2 separate regions of the Homo sapiens genome follow, and region 1 is linked to region 2. A link is an interaction called in ENCODE POLR2A ChIA-PET data of the cell type or tissue named here. Cell type or tissue: Panc1. All regions are shown on one strand. Links, peaks and the distances in the headings refer to the core of each region. The heading gives the core; the rest is flanking DNA. Region 1 has its middle 11 kb from the start of MYH7. Region 2 holds the start of LOC124903289 (a long non-coding RNA gene).

Region 1 (2,801 bases), core at 162-2,661, 84 kb after region 2:
TCCAATTTATCCTTTAAGTCTCGCCTAAAATGGTGTTTCTTCCAGACAGCCTTCCCTGATCGCCAGTCCAAATCACGTGGCCTTGCTTCATGCTCCCATGGCATCCGGACTTTGCCCTTCATAGCACCTGGTACTTCCTCCATTATAGTACCTGTTCTGTTATATTGTAACCACCTCTGTGCTTGTCTGCCCTGCTACGGTGTTAAAGTAATTGAAATGGACACTGGGCCTGAGGAATCCCTGAGCAGGAAAAGCCAGTTAGGCCTCTTAAGTGATCTTAACCTTGCTTGATTTGTGAACATAAGTGAAACTTAACTTGGGCTATTTCTTGTAAATGCCTATGTTAAAGAAAAACAGAACTTAAGCTCAATGAATCAGAAGCAACCAACAAACTTATAATTATGTGACTAGGGACTTTCTAACAGGACAGACCAAATAAGACAGCTGTATACCTGTAACCAATCAAATGTTTTATTTGCCTTACTTCCATGTTCCTCCTGTAAAAGCCTCCCACTTGTGTACCCTTAGTGGAGCCCCCCAGCCACTTCTGGTTTGGAGCTGACTGATTCACGAATTGCTGTTTGCTCAAGTAAACTCTTTTAAATCTTATGTGCCTCAGTTAATCTTTTTAACAACATTATTCTGTGAGCTCCCAAAGTCAAGACTATGCCTGCCACAAAGCTGGTGCTAATCAATGTTGGTGGAATGAATTCCTGGGGTGTGGTAAGCTGTGTTCCTGTTAACTGGAGCAGAACAGTAGGCCTGGAAGGACCTGGGATCTGGAGTTAGACAGGACCCAGTGAGATGGGGCAGATCTCAGAGAATATTCTCATTGCAGAGGCTGGAAGGATGTGGACTAGCCTGGCAGCAGATGAAAGGAGGTAGTCTATTAAAGCAATCAGAATCAGGAAGATGTTCTAATAAGAGGGCACTGGAACAGGTTTGGAAAGCCAAGCAGGCCATAGATAGTAATAGATACATTCACTGTTAGTGAATTCACTGTTTCTTAGAACATGTGCCTGTAACTTCATATACATAATCCTCAAGATAAGTATATGGAGTAGGTATTGCCATCCACATTTTACAGATAAGACTGAGGTTTAGAGCTGGGATTCAGAGCAAGATCTTCTTGGTTCCAGAGCCTGTGCTCTTTCCTCTACATTAGTGCTTCTTAAACTTTAATGTGCACAAAATCACCTTGGGTTCTTGTTAACATGCTAATGTCTCAATAGATCTAGGCTGGGGCCTGAGGTTCTGCAATTCTAACAAACTCCCACTGATGCTGATGCTGCCAGTCTATGGATTATATTTTGGGTCATAAGACTGCACATGATACTGCATGTTTTTTCTCAGAGAGGGTAAATGACACACCCAGGTCACATAGCTGGTTCGTGGTAGAGCCAGGATTTTTTAACCTAAGTCTGACTCCAAAATCTATGTTCTTAGTTATCAAAATATGCTATCTCCTTCTATGAGCAGGAAACAGTGCCCCTGGCTTCTTGGCTGGGGCTTAAGGGAAAAATCTAATCCCTGAGAAGTAGACAGGGCCAGGAAGACGAAGAGGGTTACCAAGACAAGGCCTCTGGCAGAGGGAACCAGGGCTCAGTTACCGGCCTGCGGCACAGGGTGGGGCCCAAGTCTTAGGAACAAGATAGAAGCTGAATTTCTAGAACTAGGGCACAGCAGCAAGAGTGACGATGCTGAGACTCCAAGTGTAGGCCAGAGCCCATGCAGGTCCTCCTCCTGGGTTCTCACATGCATCCAGGGACAGGGGCAGGACTGGCCCTTCAGGTATAATGAGGCATGGGAGAGGGGAAGTAGGACACAAGGGCTGGGAGCCAGGCCACTCCTCATATTTTCTTCCCCAGGATTCTTGGCACTGCCCAGAGAGGTGAGGCCTTCCTGAGGCTCACCTTTGGGGCTGTAGACCCCACTCCCTGCACTTCCCTTTCTCACCCTCCATTCTCTTGATTTCAAGCCTTCCTCCCACCTTTGGTCCTCCACATGCATGCTCCCTGTTTGCAAGAGAGGATGGTTCCATATCTCAGGCCCTTATCCTACTGACAGAGCTGTCAGGAGCCATAATAATTATCTTATATTTTTCTTTCCTTTTTTCCATCCCACCTTTTCCCTTTGATTGGGCAGGGCACACAGTGGGTCTCTGAAAAGGCAGAAACTGGGGAATTAGTATTGGCTTCGTGTGGGGCCCGCAGTGGGGAGGAGGGGGAGCAGCACAGAGCAGAATGAGAGTAGAGAGTTGGGCGTTTCAGTTGCTTCTGGTCTCATACTTTCACATCAGGAATCCAGCCATCCATGCTACACCAGCTGTCAGCTCAAGGGCTGCATCAGTCATCAACTATATTAGGATCTTGCTCAAAACTTTTGATTGACTTTTGGCTAAAGGCCACTTTAGAGCTTCCACACAAAGAACAGGTACAAATGTGACATTCAGGATGAGTTCCAGAGTTCAAAACAGAAAAACGACCAGATAAAATGACCACCTTTTTCTGAGCATGAAAAATGTGGCATTTCAGAACCAGCCTTGCAAAAGTAATTACTAGGCATCATTATGCCAACGCTACCATTGTGAAAAAAAAAAAAGTCTTTTTCACAAGCAGGGACAGGTGACTCTGCCATGAGGATAATCTCCCATGACCCGAGAGTCTACCATGCACCTACTGTCACTTCTGACCCCAGACAGATGTTGTCCAAGTGACCTCTCCTGAGAGGAGGATGTCCAGGAACAAAGAAGGGCTGAAGTTAAAAGGGGTTGGCATCCTCTTTCTTATCCTTCCTTGGCC
Region 2 (2,801 bases), core at 154-2,653:
GGTAACAAAGTGACAGACATGGAGAAAGAGACCAAAGGATAGTAAACTCTGACAAGTGAAACAGACTTTATTCAGCTCTTCTGGTGTTTGGCCCTGGAGGGAGGGGTGGTATCAGCTCAGTTTGTCATGTCACCAGAGGTTCAAGAGGATGGAACCAGACTCCATTTGCATGCTGGGAGGGAGTCCAGGAGTGGTAGGAGAAAGAGAAAGGGTTGGGGAGAGCAAGCAATAATACTTAGGTGGCCATAGGAGGGAAAGGGGGGGTTTCAGGAGCAGGAAGCGAGGGGTGGGGAGGGGGCTGCTGCTAGTCAGTCTCCCTTAGGGAAGGCAAAGAAGTCCCCTGAGGCTAGGTGCGGTGGCTCACGCCTGTAGTCCCGGCACTTTGGGAGGCCGAGGCGGGAGGATCACTTGAAGTCAGGAGTTCGAGACCAGCCTGGCCAACATGGTGAAACCCCATCTGTACTAAAAATACAAAAATTAGCCAGGTGTGGTGCGCATGCCTGTAATCCCAGCTACTCGGGAGGCTGAGGCATGAGAATCACTGAACCCAGGAGGTAGAGGCTTCAGTGAGTAGAGATCATGCCACTGCACTCCAGCCTGGGCAACAGGGCAAGACTCTCTCTAGAAAAAAAAAAAAAGTCCCCTGAGGTCTGGCATGTCCCTTCTGGGCCTGAGCCAGCCTCTTCCCATGGTTCTAGTTTCTGCTGGACATGGAGGGAGCGGAGGCAGGGGCAGAGCTGGGGCTATACCACTGCCTGTTGTGTGCGTGGGAGACACCCTCCCGCTTGGCTGTGCTGCAACACCTGCGCACACCTGCCCACCGCGATGCCCAGGCCCAGAGGCGTCTGCAGCTGCTACAGAATGGCCCAACCACTGAGGAAGGACTCGCAGCTCTTCAGAGCATCCTGAGCTTCAGCCACGGGCAGCTCCGGACTCCCGGTGAGGAAGAAGGGACTGGAGAATAAGAGCTGGGCAGGGAGGGCAGCAGGATGTGGGGAGCAGGGGGGCTGCGGAGTTAGAGATACAAGGAAGGCGAAGAGGGCCTGTAGGCCACCTATACTAAATGGGAAGAAGCTGCGAAGGGATAAGACAGAATGAGCGTGTCAGGCACTGTGGAGGCTACCTTGAGTGGAGGGGCAAAGAAGGGCAGGGGCTTTGCTGGGTGGATGACATAGAACAGGAAGAGGGTGAAGAGGAACCACCCAGTGATTCTGAGTAGTGACTAGTGTCCTGGTAATGCTGGAGGGTGGCAGGCTGGAGCTGGGTAGGAAGGAGAGAGAACCTGTTTTGTGCTGGGCCAGGGCTTCTTGGAAGGAGATAGGAGCTGTGGGCATGATCCAAAGGCAGCAGGGATGGGAAGAGGCCCCTGACAAGCTTCCCAGCCTCTTCCTGTCTCCTAGGAGGTCTTCAGCCCTAAGGCTGGGCTTAGAGTCACCCTTAGGCAGCTGAGGTTGTACCAGCAGAGGCCGGGAACAGCCAGCCAGGCACCATTGATCCAGAGGGTACAGGAGAAGAGCCTGCAAGGGGCTGCCAGAGGTGGGCATGGGCGTCGGGCTTTGCAGAGCCAGTGGTGGGCAAGGGCGAGGGCATGGGCAGCAGGAGCCAGGAACACGCAGCATTGACTGGTGCTAATTGAATTGCCAATATGCTGGCTGGAGTTAAGTGCCGGAGGGGCCCAGATCAATAGCTAACGATCCTGGCGCAGGGCTGAATGGAGTTAAGGAACTTTAACACTTTAATTAGGCTGCCACCGAAAATAAATTCCTACACATCTGTCAATTCTTACTTGAGCGGTAATCTCCTCTTCCAGCTAGACCTGCCACTTCCTGCTCACTGCAGCAGCTGCTTCCATTCAGCCAAGGCTTCCTTCTTCAGTGCCCCTCCTACTACATTTCTCTGGGGCTTCCCATTTCCTGGGTCATTTAAGACAGGGAGCTGAGTTTGGTCTTGTTTCTGCTGTCTACTGCTGGACTTCTATAAAAGGACAGGAACTGGACTCTTAATAAAATGATCTCTTAGGCCCTACCAGTTCTAATACTGTAATTTTCCCTCTATCTTCTGTGTGGGTGTTTCTTTTTGTTGGCTTTTCATACTCTCCTACCTGCTGATTGAGCCATCCATTTTCTCCTTCATTGACTGGCTGCTTGTCCTGCTTCCTCTGTCCTATGTCCTCCCTTCCCTGATGCCACACCTCTTTAAGCTGACTCTCCCCCCATCCTACACAGGGAAGGCTCCTGTCACCCCCTTAGCTGAGCCACCCACCCCTGAGAAAGATGCCCAGAACAAGACAGAACAATTGGGTGAGTTTTCCCTCCCTTCCCCCCAGTCCTCCTACCTTCTGAGACGCTCACGGGACCTTGCAGTAATCCAGGAGCCCAGCAATGTCTGTGCTCAAGGAGCAAAACTGATTAAAGAAAGGGCTCATCAGGGGGAAGGGAGGCTGAGCCACGAGAGGCTAGGCACTTCCGCCCTCTTTGAGAACTCAGACCTGACCATCCTACTGACCCGGAGTCAGCCCTTGCCAAGCCTCACCTATCTACTGAGTTTCCTGCCCTTTCTCTAGTGCCCAACTCCCTACCCTGGAAGCTCTCTGCTACAAATCATCTTGAGGGCTGTCAGGGTTCCTTAATCTCCTCTTCTTTCATCCTCAGCTTCAGAAGAGACAGAAAACAAGACTGGCCCTTCCAGAGACAGTGCCAACCAGACCACGGTCAGAATTGGGGTAACTGGGAAGAGCTGAAGTGGGGGCCTGGCTTTACTGAGATCTGCTCATATTCTAAAGGCAGACGTAATTTTGTCAT

Evidence for each region. ChIA-PET counts read pairs that join two places held together with the same protein. Peaks named below come from ENCODE experiments on the same cell type or tissue, not always from the same donor. Only the 100,000 strongest peaks of a DNase experiment are listed, where the experiment ranks them.
Region 1: POLR2A ChIA-PET joins it to region 2 with 18 read pairs; 2 of 35 experiments call an interaction of 5 or more read pairs at or near these places.

The regions. Positions count from the first base shown.
Region 1 is chr14:23,445,487-23,448,287 of GRCh38, reverse strand. No RefSeq gene overlaps it. Among named protein-coding and RNA genes, the nearest start is that of MYH7, 11 kb to the right of the region's middle. In Panc1, for the core only: no CTCF peak of the experiment used is centred there; no DNase peak of the experiment used is centred there.
Region 2 is chr14:23,529,619-23,532,419 of GRCh38, reverse strand. It overlaps ZFHX2 (zinc finger homeobox 2), which reads left to right. Exons shown (of 10, transcript NM_033400.3): 4 at 699-939; 5 at 2,226-2,300; 6 at 2,652-2,710. LOC124903289 (a long non-coding RNA gene) reads right to left here and starts at 2,406. Exons shown (of 2, transcript XR_007064079.1): 1 at 2,336-2,406; 2 at 48-1,974. It also overlaps a transcript of THTPA not described here. RefSeq lists an enhancer at 1-137. In Panc1, for the core only: no CTCF peak of the experiment used is centred there; no DNase peak of the experiment used is centred there.